Linked DNA regions of Homo sapiens: region 2 is linked to region 1. A link is an interaction called in ENCODE POLR2A ChIA-PET data of the cell type or tissue named here. Cell type or tissue: CD4-positive, alpha-beta T cell. All regions are shown on one strand. Links, peaks and the distances in the headings refer to the core of each region. The heading gives the core; the rest is flanking DNA.

The links. Peaks named below come from ENCODE experiments on the same cell type or tissue, not always from the same donor. Only the 100,000 strongest peaks of a DNase experiment are listed, where the experiment ranks them.
Region 2: POLR2A ChIA-PET joins it to region 1 with 5 read pairs; 2 of 35 experiments call an interaction of 5 or more read pairs at or near these places.

Annotation. Positions count from the first base shown.
Region 1 is chr17:76,194,276-76,205,426 of GRCh38, reverse strand. The region is part of intron 2 of RNF157 (ring finger protein 157); the gene reads left to right. It also overlaps the pseudogene ATP5MGP6. Among named protein-coding and RNA genes, the nearest start is that of RNF157, 41 kb to the left of the region's middle. In CD4-positive, alpha-beta T cell, for the core only: no CTCF peak of the experiment used is centred there; a DNase peak (open chromatin) is centred at 5,736; H3K27ac peaks cover 953 bases.
Region 2 is chr17:75,959,190-75,970,340 of GRCh38, reverse strand. It overlaps ACOX1 (acyl-CoA oxidase 1), which reads left to right. Exons shown (of 14, transcript NM_004035.7): 3 at 9,966-10,126. Among named protein-coding and RNA genes, the nearest start is that of ACOX1, 14 kb to the left of the region's middle. RefSeq lists a silencer at 156-275. In CD4-positive, alpha-beta T cell, for the core only: no CTCF peak of the experiment used is centred there; no DNase peak of the experiment used is centred there.

The DNA of each region.
Region 1 (11,151 bases), core at 2,816-7,815:
GGCATGGCGGCTTATCCCTATTCCCAGCACTTTGGGAGGCTGAGGCGGGAGGATCACTTGAGGCCAGAAGTTTGAGACCAGCCTGGGCAACATAGCAAAACCCCGACTCTACAAAAAAAAATTAGCCAGGGGTGGTGGTACACACCTATATTCCTAGCTACTTGGGTGGTTGAGGCTAGAGGATTACTTGAGCCCAGGAGGTCAAAGCTGCAGTGAGCCATGATTATGCTACTGCACTCTAGCCTGGGCTACAGAGCATGACCCTGTCAAAAAAAAAAAAAGAAAGAAAAAAAGAAAAGAAAAGAGGAAGGGAGGGAACGAGGGAGGGAGGAAGGAAGGAGACTGGGCATGGTGGCTCACGCCTCTAATCCCAGCACTTTGGGACACCGAGGCAGGTGGATCACTTGAGGTCGGGAGAGATCAAGACCAGCCTGGCCAACATGGTGAAACCCTGCCTCTACTAAAAATACAAAAATTAGCTGGGCGTGGTGGCAGGTGCTTGTAATCCCAGCTACTCAGGAGGCTGAGGCAGGAGAATCGCTTGAACCCAGGATGCACAGGTTTCAGTGAGCCGAGATCGCACCACTGTACTCCAGCCTGGGTGATAGAGTGAGAGTGAGACTCAGTCTCAAAAAAAAAAAAAAGAAAGAAAGAAAGAAAAGAAATAAGATGCATACAGTGTACTTTTCTTCTTTCTCTAGTACAGATAGACCAAAAGTTGTACTCAAATCCAGTTTCTGTAAATTGAACCCTATTATCATATGTGTCAGGAAGAGCAAGTTATTTAAAGGAACTTGGTAGTATATCCATTTGTAACATAGAGTTTTGCACTTATAGAGCTTTGTGGCAAAAAAAGAGAACATGATTCTGTTAGTCCCGGTGCTATTCATTCATTCAACAAGTATTTATGAGTCACATACTGTGCTGGGAACTAGGAATGCAGAGATGAAAAGACATGACCCTTGACCTGAAGATGCTTGCTGCAGAGTGGGGCAGCTGATGTGCCCCCACTGCGAGGGACTGTGATAGGTTCTACGAGAGAGGACCAGAGTGCCCTGGAGCACAGACCAGTGGGGATGCCCTCTCTCCAGGGAAGGGGCTTCTGGGAGGGGACTCCTTTAACCTGGAGGGATAAGTAGGATTTCCTAGGTAGGGGAGATGAGGAGAGGCATCTGAGGCAGAATTAATTAATAAGCAATACAAGGAAGCATAAAGATGCAGAAGTGTGCTTTTGGCGCTCAGAGTGGTGAGTAGTCAATAAGTATTGGACTGTGAGGGATGCTGGTTGGAGTTGAGGCTGGAAAGACAAATTGGGTTCATATCTGAAGAGCTATGAATATTGTATTAAGAAGTTTTTATGGGCTGGGCGCGGTGGCTCACGCCTGTAATCCCAGCACTTTGGGAGGCTGAGGAGGGCAGATCACGAGGTCAGGAGATCGAGACCATCCTGGCTAACACAGTGAAACCCCGTCTCTACTAAAAATACAAAAAATTAGCCGAGCATGGTGGCGGGCGCCTGTAGTCCCAGCTACTCAGGAGGCTGAGGCAGGAGAATGGCGTGAACCCGGGTGGCGGAGTTTGCAGTGAGCCGAGATCGTGCCACTGCACTCCAGCCTGGGCGACAGAGCGAGACTCCGTCCCAAAAAAAAAAAAAAAAGCAACAAAACTTTTTACAGGCCAGGCGTGGTGGGTCATGCTTGTAATCCCAGCACTTTGGGAGGCTGAGGCGGGGAGGTCACCTTAGGTCAGGAGTTTAAGACCAGCCTGGCCAGCGTGGTGAAACCCCGTCTCTACAAAAATACAAAAATTAGCCAGGCATGATGGCGGGTTCCCGTAATCCCAACTACTCAGGAAGCTGAGGCAGGAGAATTGCTTAAACCCAGGAGGCAGAGGTTGCAGCGAGCTGAGATTGCGCCATTGCACTCCAGCCTGGGTGACAAGAGCAAGACTCCATCTCAAAAAAAAAAAAAAAAAGTTTTTACTTTTCCTTCTATGGCAGTAAAGGTCATAGTCATGAATGGCTTTGCCACTGACTGACTTTGTCATGTTGGTTAAGACGATGGCCAATCAGTGAGTCTCAATTTCCCCATCTATAAAATTACCTTGCAGGAATATTTTAAGGACTCAAAAAATGATGGCGGGACCTGATGGCTGACGCCTGTAGTCGCAGCATTTTGGGAGACTGAGGTGGGTGGATTGCTTGAGGCCAGGAGTTTGAGACCAGCCTGGCCAACATGGCGAAACCCTGTCTCTACTAAAAATACAAAAATTAGCCAGGCATGGTGGTGCATGCCTGTAATCCCAGCCGCTTGGGAGGCTGAGGCATAAGAATCGCTTGAACCCAGAAGGCGGAGGTTGCAGCGAGCGGAGATCATGCCACTGCACTCCAGCCTGGGCTGGACGAGACCCTCTCTCAAAAAAAAAGATAACTATTACAATCTAATTTGCATTTTAGAAAATTAATTCTATAAATTAATTCACAGTATAGGTAATGAATCAGAGAGACAGAAAATAAGAAGACCAGTTAGGAAGTAATTTATTTTAAGAAAAAATACATGAAATAACTGAATAGGATTAACAGCATTGCAAATAAACATGGTGCAGACTTTCTACCCTAGAACCATGGACCAATTTATAACCTTGCAGAGAAGGCCCCAGGGCTGATGATCATTGTTGTGACTTGTTTGAAGCCTCGATTGGCCACTTTTTGGTACTATGCCAAGGCTGAGCTGCTTCCTCCAACCCCTGGTGAGATCCCTAGAACTATTCAGAGCCTGAAAAAAAAAATAGTAGCGCTCTAATAGCTCACAGTTAAGGAAGCTTTGCTGAATGATGTGGTCCACACATGAGGTGTGGACGTGATTTTATGTCAGAGAGCTCACAGGCAAGTGTGGCATCATTGCTGTAATCTTTGAAGACCCATCTTTAACATCTGATTACATTTGATTTATGACTTGTGTGTTCTTGGACCATGTGTGATCAGACTAAAATGTGTCTAAAAAACAGAAAATAAAATGAATGCAGTGCAGATTAGAGAATTGCAGCAGTGTGAGTTGAGGCAAAGGACACTCCAAGGAACAGCCTCTGTGAGAGGCCACCACTTACCCCAGATGCTGTGCACGTGTTATGTTTGGAGATTTATTTGTGCCTTGGACTTGGAGTAACTGGCCTAATAGGTCACATCACAAGGACCTGGCACTTAACTGCCCTACAGGCCTAAAGCCCATGGTGGGAACGGGTGTCTTTCTCATGCACGTGTGTGTGTGTGTGTGTGTGTGTGTGTGTGTGTGTGTGTGTGAGAGAGAGAGAGAGAGAAACTGAGATTGGGTTATTTGCCTTTTGCATGCTATCTTCTTTCCTTCTTCCTTCCTTTATAATTTTACTACAATTTTTTTTTGTCCTTTAGCCTGGAAATATTGATTAAATTTTGAGCTGTGCGTACCCTTTGGCCCAACTGTTTCACCTCTCCGAATCTCTCCTACAGAAATATTTTGAAGAGTGTGAAATGATTCCTATTTACAATGTATATTGTAGCATTACTTGTAGTAGTGCAAAATTAGAAAATATCTAATGGCCATTATAGTGGAATGGTTAAATAAATTATAATGTGCCTATGCCATGAACTGTTATTCAGCAAAAATTAGATAGATCTGCGTCCACTGAGATGGCAATATGTCCACAACCACATGACTTACTGAATAAAGCAAGTTGCAGTGTATAATGTAGAGTCTGATTTCATTTCGGATAAAAATAATATATGTATGTGTGTGCATTATGTACATATATTTATAGCTACACAAATATACTATTACAATGCATTTTGAACTGTTAACAATGGTAACTCTTGGGATATATCAAGAAGGGGGGTATTCACTTCTTAATTCATATTTTCTAAAATTTTCTTTATTTTTTTTTTAGAAATAAGCTTGTTCTGTCACCCAAGCTGGAGTGCAGTGGTGCAATCATAGCTCACTGTAACCTGGAACTCCTGGGCTCAAGCAGTCCTCCTGCCTCAGCCTTCCTGGTAGCTGGGACTACAGATACATGACACCATGCACAGCTAATTTAAAATTTTTTCTTTTTCTCTTTTTTTTTTTTTTTTTGTAGAGACTAGGGTCTCACTATGTTGCCAAGGCTGGTCTTGAACTCTTGGGCTCAAACAATCCTCCTGCCTCAGCCTCCCAAAGTGCTGGGATTACAGGTGTGAGCCACTGTGCCCGGCTCTTCATATTCTTCTATGTTGTTTGAATTTTTTCCAGTGAACGTGTTTTCATTTTTAAATGAAAAGTATTTTAATTTTCTTTAAAAATAGAGGTGGAAATACTTCTAAGTAGAGGAAGGAAATAGGTTTAGAAGAATATTTAGAAGTAGGAAAATTAAGGGAGTTCACAAAATAATGGTTTTAATTTTTTAGTGAACTACAGGAAAGGTAGGGTCTGCTCGCTGGGGTTGGGATGTGTGCCAGGAAGTGTCTGGGGGCTTGCGGAGAAAGACAGAAAACCAGAGTAAGCATGGGGAGGAGGAGAGTCAGGGAGCTCGGTCCTCTTGGTGCCAACATGCAGTAATTCACCTTTAGAAACAGTTGATTCGAAATGGTATGAGATTCAGTATGGAAGTGGCCTGCTTTTCAGCAACCTGACAGTAAAAGAACTAGAGGATGAATATTCATACTTTTAAAATGGTTTAGGGCTTTAAAGAGTTTCACTTAAGGCATTCTTATAATACATGTCTCCCTACTTCCACGCCTTCCCCAGGGGTGACCACCCTGCTCATCACACATCGTTGTACAGTCTCCAGAACTCCTTTCATCTCACAAAACTGAAACTCTGTCCCCACTGGACACTGACTCACCATTTCCCTCTCCTACCAGCCTCTGGCCTCCACCATTCTGTTTTCTGCCTCTATGAGTTTGACTACTCTAGGTACCTCATACGAGTTGAATCATAGAATATTTGTTCTTTTGTGACTGGCTTATTTCACTTGGCATGTGCTTGGTTCATCCATGTTGTAGCATGTGTCAGAATTTCCTTTTTAAGGCTGAATAATATGCCATTATATCGATACACTGTATATCCATTCATCCATCAATAGACAGACACTTGGGTTGCTCCTGCCTTTTGGCTATTGGGCTAGGGAAGAAATGCCTCGGTTTTTTTTGGTTTTTGTTTTTGTTTTTTTTTTTGACAAGACGGAGTCCCGCTCTGTCGCCCAGGCTGGCATGGAGTGGCGCGATCTTGGCTCACTGCAAGCTCCGCTTCCCAGGTTCACAGCATTCTCCTGCCTCAGCCTCCGGAGTGGCTGGGACTACAGGCGCCCGCCACCACACCCGGCTAATTTTTTTTTTTGTATTTTTAATAGAGACGGGGTTTCACTATGTTAGCCAGGATGGTCTCGATCTCCTGACCTCGTGATCCGCCCGCCTCGGCCTCCCAAAGTGCTGGGATTACAGGCGTGAGCCACCGCGCCCGACCTGAAATGCCTAGTTTTATGAAATTATGTAGGCTTGTTGTAGGTTCAGTTTTGAAATTTAACTTGTTTTTATGTTCTTACAAAAAGCACTTTATTCAACTTATATTACTTTTCATCCTTAATAAAGATGAGGACATTATCCCTCTGTTTTATGGAGTTGGATTTCTATGGTAGGTGGATCTTCAGAGAGACGGGGTCCCAGTAGCATGAGCAGGTGGCAGTAGGATGGAGACCAGCGAGCTGCGTCACCAAGTGCAGTCACACTTCACGTTGAGATCACCAGTGATAAGAAGGGGCACTCCCAGAGAAGTTGAATCAGTGTTTATACCTATTAGTATTGATGTGGCTCTTCCTGCCAGCTGTTCTTTTTTTTTTTTTTTTTTTTTTAACTTTCAGCTGCTTTTGGCAGGGCACAGTGGCTCACATCTATAAACCCAGCACTTTGGGAGGCCAAAGTGGGAGGATCACTTGAGCCCAGGAGTTCAAGACCAGCCTGGGCAACATAGTGAGACCCTCTACAAAAAATAAAGGAAATTAGCTGTGTATGATGGAGCGTGCCTATAGTCCCAGCTACTCAAGAGGCTGAGGTGGAAGGATCACTTGAGCCTGTGAGGTTGAGGCCACAGTGAGCTGTGATCAAGCCACTGCACTCCAGCCAAAACCAATTTGGAATATAAGTACACTGGGAGAAGGAGGAAGAGAAAGTAGAGGAAGGAATAGTTTCTTCTTTGTTCATGTTTTAATCTGGTCTCTGTACTAGTTGAGAAGATAGTTTTCTTAAATGATCATAACATGTTGCCAACTTTGATCTTCTTTCCCCTCTCTGTTACACAAATCACTGACTAACTGGCTCACTCCTTCATTATTCCCTCAATCATTTACATTCTGTGGAATACCCATTGTTCTCCAGGCTGATGTTAGACACTAGAAATACCGATGAAATGCAGTCCCTGCCTGAAGGAGTTGTACAGCTAGGAAACATGAACACGTCGGAGGAGGGCCCATGAGCAGAGGCACAGAGACATCTCACCAACAGACGGTGTGTGCACTGCAGGTGATTCAGCATAAGCAGGTGTGGCATCCAGAGGGTGGGAGGAGACTTTGCAAGAGATAAGACTGAGATGCCAGGCCTGGACCAAGGGGCCTGGTATGCCTCCCTGTGAGCTTCGAATTTTTGTCCTGTAGGTGTGGGGAACCACTAATGGGCTTTAAACTGGGGCTCACAGAAGACACATTTTAAAAGATCTCTCAGATGAAGTGTAGAAGGTAGATTAGAGAGTCATGAGAACGGATACAGGGTAACCAGTTGTCCAACTGAGATTTGATGGAGGTTTGACCTCAGGCTGCAGAAGGAATGAAGAGGACACTGACGTATACGGCAGAACCTATGCTGGTAACCAGTGTGGGGCAGAATCTAGGGTGTGGTAATTAGAGTATGTTCAGGCCCCCCAAAGGACGCAGCCAGCTAGTGGATTTTCCCACTTTATGTGCAGACCTATTCTCGTGGAGTAGACACGAAGCCTTTTGAACTTTTCCTCTAAAGATCTCTGTGGCAGTTTTGGAATCAATTACTGTGGTCCATCATTTTTCCAAGCTCCCAAGAACCCCCCTCCCCCAGCACATATCAGATCCAAGGCTCTTGCCAAGGTGTTCATTCTGTGTCATAAGAGAATGTCCCTGTATCAACAGGCTCTCCCTCATCCAACTTTGTATTCCAACACCCTCAGGAACCCCTCCCACACATCCTCCAGGTCCTGCTAGTGCCTTTGTTGGCCAGGTCCCAAGCACCTCTGGCATGATAAGCCCTCTCCTCTCTTTGCAGGTCCAGCAGGCCCCGGTTGAGTAATACTCAGATAATGGCCCTAATTATGGTTGGGTGGCCAGAAAGGAAGGTGGGGGCAGGTCCTCTGTAGGGTGAGCATTGTCTTTTAAGTTACTCGCCTCATTTGAGACCTCTGTGTAATCATGAAGGGTGGAGGAGCAGGTTCCTCCCATCTTCAAGGGAGAGGGCTATTTGCAAGCCTAGGGAATCTGGGGTTCATGTTCCTCAAATAAATATACACAGACGTTCCCATCTCAAGTCTTAGAGTTCACTCCTTCCCTACCAGGGCCTGAATCTGGCACAGTAGACTAGTATAGGCTGAGAGTTCATCCTTTTTGATTCTGCCACTCTTAAAATTAGGTCTTGTGCCTGCAGGAAATGATTGTCTTTAAATGCTGCCAAAGCAGCCTGGCATGGTGGCACATCTGTAATCCCAGCACTCGGGAGGCTGAGGTGGGAAGATGGCTTGAGACAGAAGTTTGAGGCTGCAGTGAACTATGTTCACACCACTGCACTCCAAGCCTGGGTACCATATTGAGACCCTATCTCAAATAAATTAATAAATAAGTAAAAATTGCCAAAGGAAGCTTACTGACTATCATAGCTGGCTTTATTTCTTTATTTTTAGTTTTTCTTATAAAGATGGGGTCTTGCTGTGTTGCCCAGGGTGGTCTCAAACACCTGGCCTCAAGTGATCTTCCCGCCTCAGCCTTCCAAATTTCTGGGATTACAGGCATGAGCCACCACATCCAGGCTCATAGTTGGCTTTACATTTTTGATTGCTATACCTGAAACTCATTTTCTCTTTTCAATGAAACAGTCCTCTTAATAGCAGTCACCCAGTTTCACAGTCCTTACTGTAACTGTTTCTCCTGTACCTCCTGTACCAAGACATCAAAATCGCCTGGATATTATACAGCCCCGTGTCTCCTATTCCCCTTCACCACAGGGGAATGTCTGCAGCATGCTGGGGACCATCCACTTTCCACCCACCTCAGTGATGGGTCCTCATTGCCATCTGGCTGTGGGTGATCCACCCCCAAATTCCATCCATAGACAACATCTGATATCAACCGGTTTAGGTTGGGTTCTCTGGGAGCAAAGCCTGAGATGGAGATCTTTGTGAAAGCTGTTTATTGAGGGAATGCTCTCTAGAGATGAGGAAGACAGATGGGGCAGTGGAGCAAAACCAAACATGAGTGCGGTCTTGGCCAAGACCCATTTTGGCCTGGTCCCACGGGAAAGCTTTGGAGTACAGCTTGTACCACAGAGTTGCTTCATCTCAAGGTAAAGGGGCCAGCTTTTTGTACAGCCCTGTCAATCAGTCACTGGCTGTTGGTGGCTGTCCTGGAGTGAGATAGGGAATCAGGAAGACTCTTGGATCAGGTGGCTCTGGTTCCCAGTTCTTGGAGAAGGGGTAGCTATGGCTGTTTGTAGCCAAAACTCTCCACAGCAGGGGTACAGAGACCTGGGGAGGGAGTTGGGGAAGGTTGGGACGCCAGCACATGACTACACTCCCGTACATACTTCGGCCCTTGCTTTTTAATTTAATGGTGTATCATATTGGAGATCATTCTAGATCCATTTACCTAGGGCTGACTTGTCCTCTTTAAAAATATTTATTGATGTATAACATACACACAGAAAGATGACAAGTCATCCATGCACAGTTGATTTTCACAAAGTGAGCCCTCCGCTGTGGCCAGCATTCAGATGAAGAAGTAGCACATGGCCAGCACCCCCAGAAGCTCCCCTTCTGCTCCTTTCCTGTTGTTACCTCTAGCCTAAGGTAACCGCAATCCTAACTTCTGTCCTGGTTTGAACTTTATATAAGTGGAACTGTGTTCAATTTGCTCTTTAATGTCTGGCTCCTTTCACTCAGCATCTTTGTGACATTTATTTATCTCATGGTAGCTTAGCCCAGGAGGGTCCTTGGCTTTGCTCAGGAAAGAATTTAAGAGCCAGTGGTGGAAGAAAACAGCTTTATTGAGGCGGCAGTGTTACAGCTCTGTGACTGCTCCTGCAGAGCAGGGCTACCCAAAGGCAGTGTGTTGAGAGTAGCGGCTCAGAGCAGGTTTGTAATCATATTTATACCCACTTTTAATTATGTGCAAATTAAGGGACAAATTATAAAGAAATTTCAAGAAGGATAGTACCTTCCGGGTCATTGGGTCATTGCCATGAAAGAGGGTGGTAACTTCCAGGTGTTGCCGTGGCAATAGTAAACTGACATGGCACACACTGACAGGTATGGGAGGTATGGGCTATCTTATGGAAAGCTGCTTCTGCCCAGTCCCTGTTTTAGCTTGTGCTCAATTTAGTCTGATGTGCGAGCCCCACCTCTGGAGTTGAGTCTCACTTCTTGAGTCAAGTCCTACATCCTACCTCAATGGCGTACAGCAACGAGAAGGAACAAACTATTCCTGTGCTGTGTACGGTTCATTTCCATTGCTGCATAGTATTTCATTGTGTGAATACACCATAATTTATCCACTCTATTGTTTGCAGGCATTGAGCTTTTTTGGGGCATTTTGGCTATTACACATAGTGCTGCTATGAACGTTCTATTATTACATGTATTTTGTTGTGTATATGTATGCATACCTGTTAAGGCTATAGCTAGGAGAATTGCTGAGTCATAGAATATGCTGTAGTAGATACCGCTAACCGCTTTTCAAAGTGATTCTACCAATTTTTTTTTCCCACTAGCAGTGTTTAGAATGTCCAGCACCTAGTATTTTCCATCTTTTTAATCTTAGCCATTGTGGTAGGTTTGTAGAATTTATTTTCATTTTCCCGATAACCAATGAAGTTGGAGAGACAGGTGATCTCCTGGTTACGTGGTGTCTGGAAAAAGATCTAGGGGTCTAAATGCTTTTCACACCAACCCCAGTCTCCTGTTTCCAGCCTTGCTCTACCCCGCTTGTAGGAGGACCTACACCTCCATTTCCTAAGCCTGTCTGGAGTTCTGTGACATGAATATGTTTCTGCCATTTGGGATTTCGGCCCTTTCTGTTCTCCTGAATCGCTTTCCACTTGTCAGTGTGTGTTTCAGCTTCCAAGTTTTTATTATAATATCCTCTCCCATTCCCTCTGCTCTTGTGTTTTGTTTTGTTTTTTTGAGACAGAGTCTCGCTCTGTCACCCAGGCTGGAGTGCAGTGGTGCTATCTCGGCTCACTGTAAACTCCACCTCCCGGGTTCACGCCATTCTGCTGCCTCAGCCTCCTGAGTAGCTGGGACTACAGGCGCCCGCCACCACGCCTGGCTAATTTTTTGTATTTTTAGTAGAGACGGGGTTTCACCATGTTAGCCAGGATGGTCTCGATCTCCTGACCTCGTGATCTGCCCACCTTGGCCTCCCAAAGTGCTGGGATTACAGGTGTGAGCCACCGTGCCCGGCCTGCTCTTGTGGTTTTATATTTTTCTCTCTCTCTTTTTAAATCTCTTTACTATTGTTTTAGTAGCAATTCAGAAGAAAGCAGAGTTATCTAAACTGGAAGGAAACCTAATCGTGTCTGGTACTGTATATTATACAATCATGGAAGAGGACATAGGCCATTTCTATAGAGACTATTTTAAATGAGTTATTTGTCTTTGGGTTTAAACTATCCACTTCACAGCCCACTAAGAAGCGTCCTGCTTTCGGGGGTCTTTCAGCAGAGCCTGCAGAGTCATCTCAGGCTCTAGTGAATTTACCGCCCTTCCCACCATCAGACTGGCTTCACTATTTCTGATGTATTTGAAAGTCTCCTATGGTGGCTGAGTGCGTGGTGTTCTATGCGAACTGAATGAGGCCTTTGGCTATTTTACTTAAGCATTGTAAAGAGTGTTGTGTCATTCTGGAAAGAGCAAAACGATA
Region 2 (11,151 bases), core at 3,374-8,373, 240 kb after region 1:
GTTTCTTTAGGCCACAAAACAGGTCGTTTGTTTGCTCTTCACAGATATGTAATCATTTCAAGATGTGGCCATTTCTGGAGATTCTTCTTGCTTTGTTTTCCTTGTTTGCTTGCTTGCTCACTTCCTTCCTTCCTTCCTCTTTTTTTTTTTTTTTTTGAAGGAGTCTCATGTTGCCCAAGCTGGAGTGGTGCAATGGTACAATCTCGGCTCACTGCAACCTCCACCTCCCCCTGGTTGAAGTGATTCTCCTGCCTCAGCCTCCTGAGTAGCTGGGATCACAGGTGTGCACCACCATACCTGGCTAATATTTATATTTTTAGTAGAGACAGGGTTTCACCATGTTGGCCAGGCTGGTCTTGAACTCCTGACCTCAGGCGATCTGCCCACCTCGGCCTCCCAAAGTGCTGGGATTAGAAGTGTAAGCCACTGCACCCGGCCTCTTTCTCGCTCTCTTTCTGTCTTCTTCCCTTCCTCCATTCCTTTCGTTCCTTTCTTTCTTTATTCCTCACCCATGGACTGGGGTCACATTGCCTTGTTTCGTATTACCATCTATTTAGGAATATAGAGATTGTATGATACATAGTTATCCTTGAAGCTGATGCAGTATCCTGGCAAATTGCCATCATTAACACTTAAATATGAAATAATGCACCTTTCTTTGAAACTGGAAAGAGGTAGTAAACTTGATTTTTAAGTCATCAGTCTTTACCGCACTCCGTTGCCCTCTCTCCCTAGGCTTAACAGTCTCCTCTTCCCTCTGCCCAAGTGATTCTCTTCCCTGTTGGACTTCTCATGAGACTTGCTTCCCTGGGGATTTGGGCTAAATTTCACCAATATTAGTGATAATAATATAAACTTTATGAAAGCTGTGTTCTGGCCAGGCACGGTGGCTCACGCCTGTAATCCCAGCACTTTGGGAGGCCAGCGTGGGTGGATCACCTGAGGTCGGGAGTTCGAGACCAGCCTGACCAACATGGAGAAACCCCGTCCGTACTAAAAATACAAAATTACCTGGGTGTGATGGTGCGTGCCTGTAATCCCAGCTACTAGGGAGGCTGAGGCAGGAGAAGCTTTTGAACCTGGGAGGTGGAAGTTGTGGTGAGCTGAGATTGCGCCATTGCGCTCTAGCCTGGGTAACAACAGTGAGACTCCGTCTCAAAAAATAAATAAATAAATAAATAAATAAGACGCTGTATTCTTTGGGGTCATACTTCTGGAATACCTCTCAGAAATGAATTACTATATTGAGGGACATGAGCATTTTAGAGCTTTTGCTGCATAGTTTGAGGCTTTTCCTGAAACACAGAACCAGTTGACAATATATTGAGCAAGCTCTGTACCTGTATTTCCACAGCTCCATCAACGTGGTCACTTTAATTTATTTTGCTACTTTAACATATTTCTTTTTTTTTTTTTTTGAGACGGAGTTTTGCTCTTGTTGCTCAGGCTGGAGTGCAGTGGCGTGATCTCGGCTCACCGCAACTTCCGCCTCCCGCATTCAAGCGATTCTCCTCCCTCGGCCTCCTGAGTAGCTGGGATTACAGGCATGCGCCACCACGCCCGGCTACTTTTGTATTTTTAGTAGAGACGGGGTTTCTCCATGTTGGTCAGGCTGGTCTTGAACTCCTGACCTCAGGTGATCCGCCCGCTTCAGCCTCCCAAAGTGCTGGGATTACAGGCATGAGCCACTGCACATGGCCTACTTTAATATATTTCTTTTTTTTTTTTTTTTTTTCAGGCGGAGTCTCGCTTTGTCGCCCAGGCTGGAGTGCAGTGGCATGATCTCCGCTCGCTGCAAGCTCCGCCTCCTGGGTTCACGCTATTCTCCTGCCTCAGCCCCCTGAGTAGCTGGTACTACTGGCACCCTCCACCATGCCCGGCTAACTTTTTTTTTTTTTTTTTTTTGAGACGGAGTCTCGCTCTGTCGCCCAGGCTGGAGTGCAGTGGCGGGATCTCGGCTCACTGCAAGCTCCACCTCCCGGGTTCACGCCATTCTCCTGCCTCAGCCTCCCAAGTAGCTGGGACTACAGGCGCCCGCCACTACGCCCGGCTAATTTTTTGTATTTTTAGTAGAGACGGGGTTTCACCGTTTTAGCCAGGATGGTCTCGATCTCCTGACCTCGTGATCCGCCCGCCTCGGCCTCCCAAAGTGCTGGGATTACAGGCGTGAGCCACTGCACTTGGCCTACTTTAATATATTTCTAACACTTAATGTTTTAATTTCCCATTACTAGTAAGCCTGGATGTTATTACGTGTTTTGATTTACTGTTTGTGTTTTCTATGTATAAAATACGGTTTTTTGGCTGGGTGCAATGGCTCTCGCCTGTAATCCCAGCACTTTGGGAGGCCGAAGTGGGTGGATCACTTGAGATCAGGAGTTTGAGACCAGTCTGGCCAACATGGTGAAACCTGTCTGTACTAAAAATCTAAAAATTAGCTGGGAGTGGTGGCGGCACCTGTAATTCTAGCTACTCGGAAGGCTGAAGCAGGAGAATCGCTTGAACCTGGGAGGTGGAGGTTGCAGTGAGCCGAGATCGTGCCACTGCACTCCAGCCTGGGTGACAGAGTGACATGCTGTCTCAAAAAATATATATATATATACGTGTATATATATATATGTGTATATATATATGTATATATATGTATGTATATATATACGTATATATATGTATATATATGTATGTATATATATACGTATATATATGTATGTATATATATATGTATGTATATATATATATATTTCGATTTTTTAAATTATTTTCTGCTTTGCTAAACGTTTTTGCTTTATATATTTAACACATCCTTCTCTGCATAGGTATAAATTTTATCTTTTCCATAACTTGGATAGTTTTCTTCTGGGTTTTTTTTTTTGAGACATAGTCTTCCTCTGTCACCAGGCTGGAGTGCAGTGGCATCATCTTGGCTCACTGTAACCTCTGCCTCCTGGGTTCAAAGCCATTCTCCTGGCTCAGCCTCCCGAGTAGCTGGGATCACAGGTGCCCACCACCACACCCAGCTAATTTTTGTATTTTTAGTAGAGATGGGGTTTCACCATGTTGGTCAGGATGGTCTCGATCTCCTGACCTTGTGATCCACCCGCCTCGGTCTCCCAAAGTGCTAGGATTACAGGCGTGAGCCACCACGCCCGGCCTCTTCTGTTTTCTTCTAATATTTTTGTTTGGTTTCTGTTTAATGATTTGACTTGTATATGATACAGAGTGAGAATGAATCTCATGGTTTTCTAGATTTTTTTTTTTTGTACTTCTTTTTTCTTTTTTTTGAGAGACAAGAGTCTCACTCTGTCACCCAGGCTGGGGTGCAGTGGCGCAGCTTCCGAGATTTCTAATGTTCATTGTTAACTAGTGGCTTTTTCCCATTATTATCTTATTCCCATTATGTCCTTTCTGGTTTGTCTTAGAGTTTTATAATAGGTTAAATTTATTTCTGGAACCTTAAATATATTACATTGATAGGTTTATTTCTTTCTTTGTTTTTCTTCTAACATAAATTTTGACCACTGGTGCTTTATAAAATTTTTTTGAGACAGAATCTCGCACTGTCACCTGGGCTGGAGTGCAGTGGCGCAGTCATGGCTCACTGCAACCTCTGCCTCCTGGATTCAAGCGATTCTACCTCAGCCTCCCCAGTAGCTGGAATTACAGGTGCCTGCCACCACGCCCAGCTAATTTTTTGTATTTTTAGTAGAGACGAGGTTTCACCATGTTGGCCAGGCTGGTCTCAAACTCCTGACCTCGTGATTCACCCACCTCGGCCTCCCAGAATGCTGGGATTACAGGCGTGAGCCACCGTGCCCAGCCAAGACTTTTTACTCTATTTTTATTTTTATTTTTTATTTTTTTATTTTAATTTTTTATTTATTTTTAAGACGGAGTCTTGCTCTGTTGCCCAGGCTGGAGTGCAATGGTGTGATTTCAGCTGCCTGCAACCTCCGCCTCCCGGGTTCAAGCGATTCTCCTGCCTCAGCCCCCTGAGTAGCTGGGATTACAGGCGTGCACCACCATGCTCAGCTAATGTTTATATTTTTAGTAGAAACGGAGTTTCACCATGTTGGTCAGGCTGGTCTCAAACTCCTGACCCCGTGATCCACCCACCTCAGCCTCCCAAAGTGCTGGGATTACAGGCACGAGCCACCGCACCTGGCCTTTATTTTTTATTTTATTATTTTTATTTATTATTTTTTTTCTTTTTCGAGATGGAGTCTTGCTCTGTCACCCAGCCTGGAGTGCAGTGGCATGATCTCAGCTCCCTGCAACCTCTGCCTCCCAGGTTCAAGCAATTCTTCTGCCTTAGCCTCCCGAGTAGCTGGGATTACAGGCATGTGCTACCATGCCCATCTAATTTTTGTATTTTTAGTAGAGATGGGGTTTCACCATGTTGGCCAGGCTGGTCTCGAACTCTTGACCTCAGGTGATCTGCCTGCCTCAGCCTCCCGAAGTGCTGGGATTACAGGAGTGAGCCACTGGGCCTGGCATATTTTTATTTTTGAAAGACGGGTTCTTGCTCTGCTGCCCAGGCTGGAGTGCAGAGGTTTGATCATAGCTCACTGCAGCCTTGATCTCCTAGACTGAAGGGATCCTCCTGCCTCAGTCTCCCGAGTAGTTGAGAGTATGGGCTCGTGACACCGCGCCCAGTTGATTTTTTAAATTTTTAGTAGAGATAGGATCTTGCTGTGTTGCCCAGGCTTGTAAGGTATTTAAAAATCTGATAGGATAAGCCTACTGTTGTTACATTTCAAGATACGTGTATTTGGTATTTAAGCTTGCTTATTCTAGATGAATTCTGATCTGAATCTGTCAGGTTCTAAAAAAAAATTCTACAGGAATTAAATGTGTTTTTCTCCTTCTCTATCTGGAATTTTAAGTTAGTTTTATATTGAAGCCTTGTCTTTTCTTGGGAAGCTATTTCTTTCCTGTTATTTTTATCTTTTTTTCCCACCCTATTAGGTATTTATCTTTTTTCTGGGTTTTTTTTTTTTTTTTTTGAGACAGAGTCTCGCTCTGTCGCCCAGGCTGGAGTGCAGTGGGGCGATCTCGGCTCACTGCCAGCTCCGCCTCCTGGGTTCACGCCATTCTCCTGCCTCAGCCTCCCGAGTAGCTGGGACTACAGGCGCCCGCCACCACACCCGGCTAATTTTCTTGTATTTTTAGTAGAGATGGGGTTTCGCCGTGTTAGCCAGGATGGTCTCAATCTCCTGACCTCGTGATGCGCCCTCCTCGGCCTCTCAAAGTGCTGGTATTAACAGGTGTGAGCCACCACGCCTGAGTGCTGTTAATTTTTTTTCCCTTATAGCCTGCAGCTTTTCTCAATTCACTTATTGTGGTATTTTGTTGACATTATTGATTTCCTAGGATGATACTCATGCTTTCTACAGAGCTGCTTTTTATTTCTTCCTTTCTCATATATGATTAGTCTAATTGGTTTTTCCTCAGTATTGATTGTCAGCCTTTCCAGCCTTGTATCATGTGGAAAGAGAGGCTGGGGATGCCTTTTGATGTTTTGGTTTTAAAAGAGCTGACTCTAGCCCTTCACTAAGTATAATGTTGGTGCTTCGTAATTTTACGATAAATTATTTAAAAATAATATCTTTATCATGCATAAGCAGCTTTTAAAACAAATACTTGGCTTAAGTCAAAAAACTATGCAGTTCACTTTCTCCTTGTAACATTTCTAAATTTCATCCACATCTGAATAATCCTTGTCTTATTTGGAAGAAATATTTTTTTCCTGAAAACATTCTTTAGTGTCAGAACCATTTGTGATTATAGTGGTTTTACCCCTGCCCTACTGAGCGCATTTGTTGTAACCCTTAGCGTGCATCTTCACTCTGTGGTACACTCAGATGTAAATCTTCCAGAGGCTGATGGGTGCTTGATAGTGGCCTTTCCTTCACCAGGAATTGCTCTGATTTCTAGTGAAGTAAAATAACCTTCCATAAAAGCATGAAAAGTGTCTGGTCCCAGGTTTCAGTCCTAACTCAGTTTTCACCTTCCAGGTTCTAAGTGCACATTGAATTTTCTTCCTAGACAGTACTCAAAAGGCTGGGGACAGTTGACATTTCTGTTTGAGTGAAAGGCACTCTCATCCCATGAATGTGTTTTTCTTGGGATTTCCGCTATTAATTTTTTTTTTTTTTTTTTTTTGAGATGGAGTCTTGTCCCCCAGGCTAGAATGCAGTGGTGCGATCTTGGCTCACTGCAACCTCTGCCTCCCAGGTTCAAGCAATTCTCGTGCCTCACCCTCCTGAGTAGCTGGGATAACCAGCGCCTGCCACCATGCCCAGCTAATTTTTGTATTTTTAGTAGAGATGGGGTTTCACCATGTTGCCCAGGCTGGTCTCGAACTCCTGACCTCAAGTGATCCGCCCACCTTGGCCCCCCAAAGTACTGGGATTATAGGCATGAGCCACCGTGCCTGGCCTTTTTTTTTTTTTAATTTTGAAATGATTGTAGAGTCATAGGAAGTTACAAAAATAGTACCAGGAAACCCTGTGAACCCGTCACGGAGTCTCTACCAGTGGTGACACCTTGTGGGATTTCCATTTTTGAGGCTTCTAAGGACAGCCCTGGCTTTTTCAGCATGTCTTTTTAGCATCTTCATTACAGTCACAGTCTTTTTTTTTTTTTAGATAGAGTCTTGCTCTGTTGCCAGGCTGGAGTTCAGTGGCACGATCTCCGTTCACTGCAGCCTCCGCCTCCCGGGTTCAAGGATTCTTCTACCCCAGCCTCCCGAGTAGCTGGGATTAGAGGCTGGCGCTGCCACACCTGGCTAATTTTTGTATTTTTAGTAGAGAGGGGTTTCACCTTGTTGGCCAGGATGGTCTCGATCTCCTGATCTCATGATCCGCCCACCTTGGCCTCCCAAAGTGCTGGGATTACAGGTGTGAGCCACCGCGCCCGGCCTGCAGTCACAGTCTTTAGTCCATGCTATGCTTGTGCAGTAATTTCCCCAGCTAGGAGACAGGACGAGGTGACAAGGTGGTTCTTTTTTTAAAAAATAGGTTTAGGGGGTACAAGTGCCATTTCCTTACATGTATATATTATGTAATGGTGAAGTCTGGGATTTTGCAGTACCCATTGCCCAAATAGTGAACATAGTACCCAGTAGGTAACTTTTCAGGCCTCATACCCCTCCCATCCTTCCACATTCTGGAGCCTCCAGTGTCTGTTTTGTTCGTTGTTGTTTTTTGTTTTTCGAGACAGAGTCTCTGTCGCCCAGGCTGGAGTGCAGTGGTGCCATCGTGGCTCACTGCAACCTTTGCCTCCTGGGTTCAAGTGATTCTCCTGCCTCAGCCTCCCAAGTAGCTGGGATTACAGGTACCCACCACCACGCCCAGCTAGTTTTTGTATTTTTAGTAGAGATGGGGTTTCACCCTGTTGACCAGGCTGGTCTTGAACTCCAACCTCAGGTGATCCCCCTGCCTCGGCCTCCCAAAGTGCTGGGATTACAGGCGTGAGCCACCGCGCCTGGCCCCTGTGTCTGTTACTCCATTCTGCATGTCCATGTTTTACCCCTTGCTCAGCTCCCATGGTGACGAGATTCTTGTCCTTGTTTTGCCATTTTCTTTTTTCCCTGAGCAAGGCATTTAATTCATCTCAGCCTTAATTTCTCCTCTGTAAAATGAGGGATTCAGTCACACATACTTTGATTTTTCTTTTTCTAAAGTGTGATTGCTTAGCTGAAAGCCTAGCCACTAGATTGGAAGAAGTCATTGATTAGCACTTGTCTGAGCAGTGTGCCCTGGTTCTTTTCCTCCCTACCTTGCAAGGAACAAACAGCAATTTAAAAACTGAACTGTCATTTATGCTCATTTCAAAGACACATAGAATGATAAGAGCAATATGGAGTTGACGGATTTGGAGCTGGCAATTACACAGAATACCAGTAATGTGGAAAAATGCAAAGGCCTATAGAACGACTTCCTATCCCTAGCAAAAATTCACACAGAATCCTGTCCCCTGCACGTTTTAAGTGGAAAAGAATGACCCCAGAAAGTTGATTTAAAACTAATAAAGCTGTTTATTATCATTAATGATAATTTCTGTATAATTGTCACGGAGAGCTTATGCATGAATCTGTAACTTGTCGTTATTATGGTCTTCACTAGAAATTGCATGTCTTTTTTAATTTCTGAAATAAATTATTGGGATGAAGAGCACTGTCAGTTTTTGTATTAAAGTGTTTCAGTAGAGCGTGGCCGAATATTTGACATGATGAATCTGAATGAAATGATCAGAGCTATGTGAGGAATATGGTTCTACGCTGGATGTTTTGTGGACAAAACAGAAAAAAAATCCCAGCCTAGAAGCATTATTGAAATTGCATCGAGGAAAAACTATAATCTGGGGGTCATACTGTCACTCTGAGAGAACTACTATGTTCTGTCTCGCTTTCTCATCAGAGGAAATCCTTGTACCAGTACCACTCAAATTCTCTGTTCTCCGACTCCTGGCTTCAAGCGATTCTGCCTCAGCATCCCAAGTAGCTGGGATTACAGGCACATGCCACCACACCCAGCAAATTCTCCATTCTATACAACTTTTTTTTTTTTTTTTTTTTTTTGAGACAGAGTCTCGCTCTGTTGCCCAGGCTGGAGTGCAGTGGTGTGATCTCGGCTCACTGCAACCACCGCCTCCCAGGTTCTCCTGCCTCAGTCTCCCAAGTAGCTTGGATTACAGGCATGTGCCACCACACCTGGCTGATTTTGTATATTTAGTAGAGATGGGGTCTCACCATGTTGGTCAGGCTGGTCTTGAACTCCTGACCTCAGGTGATCCGCCCACCTTGGCCTCTCAAAGTGCTGGGATTACAGGCATGAGCCACGGTGCCCGGCCTTTTTTTTTTTTTTTTTTTTTTGTATTTTTAGTAGAAACGGGATTTCACTATGTTGGCCAGGCTGGTCTCAAACTCCTGACCTCAAGTGATCCGCCTGCGTCAGCCTCCCAAAGTGCTAGGATTACAGGCATGAGCCACCATGCCTGGCCCTATACAACTTTTCAAATTCTCTCTCTCTTTTTTTTTTTTTTTTTGAGATGGAGTCTCACTGTGTCGCCCAGGCTAGAATGCAGTGGTGTTATCTTAGCTCACTGCAACCTCTGCCTCCTGGGTTGGAGCAATTCTCCTGCCTCAGCCTCCTGAGTAGCTGGGATTACAGGTGTGCACCACCATGCCTGCTTAATTTTTGTATTTTTAGTAGAGACAGGGTTTCGCCATGTTGGCCAGGCTGGTCTTGAACTCCTGACCTCAGGTGATCCACCCACCTCGGCCTCTCAGAGTGCTGAGATTATAGGTGGGAGCCACTGCACCTGGCCAATTCTCTCTTATTTATTTATTTATTTTTTTTGAGACAGAGTCTCACTCTGTCACCCAGGCTGGAATGCAGTGGGCATGATCTCGGCTCACTGCAACCTCCGCCTCCTAGGTTCAAGCGATTTTCCTGCCTCAGGCTCCCAAATAGCTGGGACTACTGGCTGGCGCCACCACGTTCAGCTGATTTTTGTATTTTTAGTAGAGTCAGGGCTTTGCCATGTTGGCCAGGCTGGTCTCGAACTCCTGACTTAAGGTGATCTGACCGCCTTGGCCTCCCAAAGTGCTGAGATTGTAGGCATGATCCACTGCACTGGCCTCTCAAATTTTCTTTATTTCCTTTGATTTAATTCCTGGGCGAGGATCCTCTGCCTTGCACGTGTGGTTTTGTGCTGCATTGGCTTTGGAATCAGTAACCAATCCCTGTCCTCGTACTCCTTGCCGACTCAGGAAAAATGGAAATTAACAAGAGCTATAAAGTAATACAGAAAGGGACAGTGCTCCCATCTATGATTAAGTGCACGCAACTAATTCATACTTAAGGTTTTTTTGTCTCCTTCCCTTGCTCTATTTAAATTGCTGATTCTCTCACACCTGATGACTCTTCTCTCAAATGCCCATCCTTGATATTTCCTCGAAGTTTTGTGCACCGAGGGCGGCCTGAGCCTCTGGATCTTCACTTGGGCATGTTCCTGCCCACCTTGCTTCACCAGGCAACTGCGGAGCAGCAGGAGCGCTTCTTCATGCCCGCCTGGAACTTGGAGATCATTGGCACTTATGCCCAGACAGAGATGGGTCATGGTATGGAGTATTCAGTCTACCTTCTGGGTTGGGCGGGCCCCTGTGAGCTTACCATGTGTGGAGTGCCCACCATGTGCCATCGATGGTGTGTCGATGTTCTATGGTCTGTTTAAATGAGCTCTTTCTGCAGAGTCCAGGTTTTGGTATAAACACTGCTTTGGTGAGTGGGAATTAAAGACCATGATACTGATAAAATGATTGTCCTTTTTATACCATAGTTCCCCTTCAGAGGGTCAAGAATTGCAAATCAGGCCTTATTTACCAAGTGGTTTTTCAATGTTACTGAGGTTGTATAGAATCTGTGTGCATATACAACCCGAAGCTGTTTTTTTCTTCATTACTATCTGATTACCTTTACTACTGATACCTTAATGAGTACAAATTCCAGAAGAAATACAAATAATAGTTTGTGTACTCTTGGATTTGCTTGAGGGAAATGAGTAGCTTATAACTGACGTGTGTGACATTTTGGAGTTATTTGTACTTTGAGTCAATCAGTAGTTCTGCAAGTGACTTGGCTGGAGAGTGAAAAAACCAAGATAAGCCGAACTTGCAGGCATTTGGTTTCAGACTCTGTATCTCCACCTTTCATTGATCTTTCCACCCCCCACCTGCTTTCTTCATGCACCTGGGTGGGCTGGAGGTGGCCGCTGTTCCTCTTTGTATCTTCTCTGAATTGGGTCCGTGTTTGCCATTCATTTGCTTATGGCTTCTCTTTTTCTGCTCTGACGTTTCAGAAAAACTGGTCTAGTGTGTATTTGCCACTTGCTCCTTATTTCTATACAGCTGCTGCTTTTTATTTGGTGTTGAATAGTATTTTACAGGATTTTCATGAGACTCCAAGTGGAATACTATTTGTTTCAGTTGTGCTTTTGAAAACATTTTGTCCTTATCTGTTCTGTTTAATGTTATCTGCTTTTCTGTAAAAGCTGCTTCTTTGATGAAAGATGTCTGTGTCTGATTTGTTGACTCCCACTCGGGAAAGTTGTGGATTGCACATAAGTTGGTTATTCAACTTGGAAGCT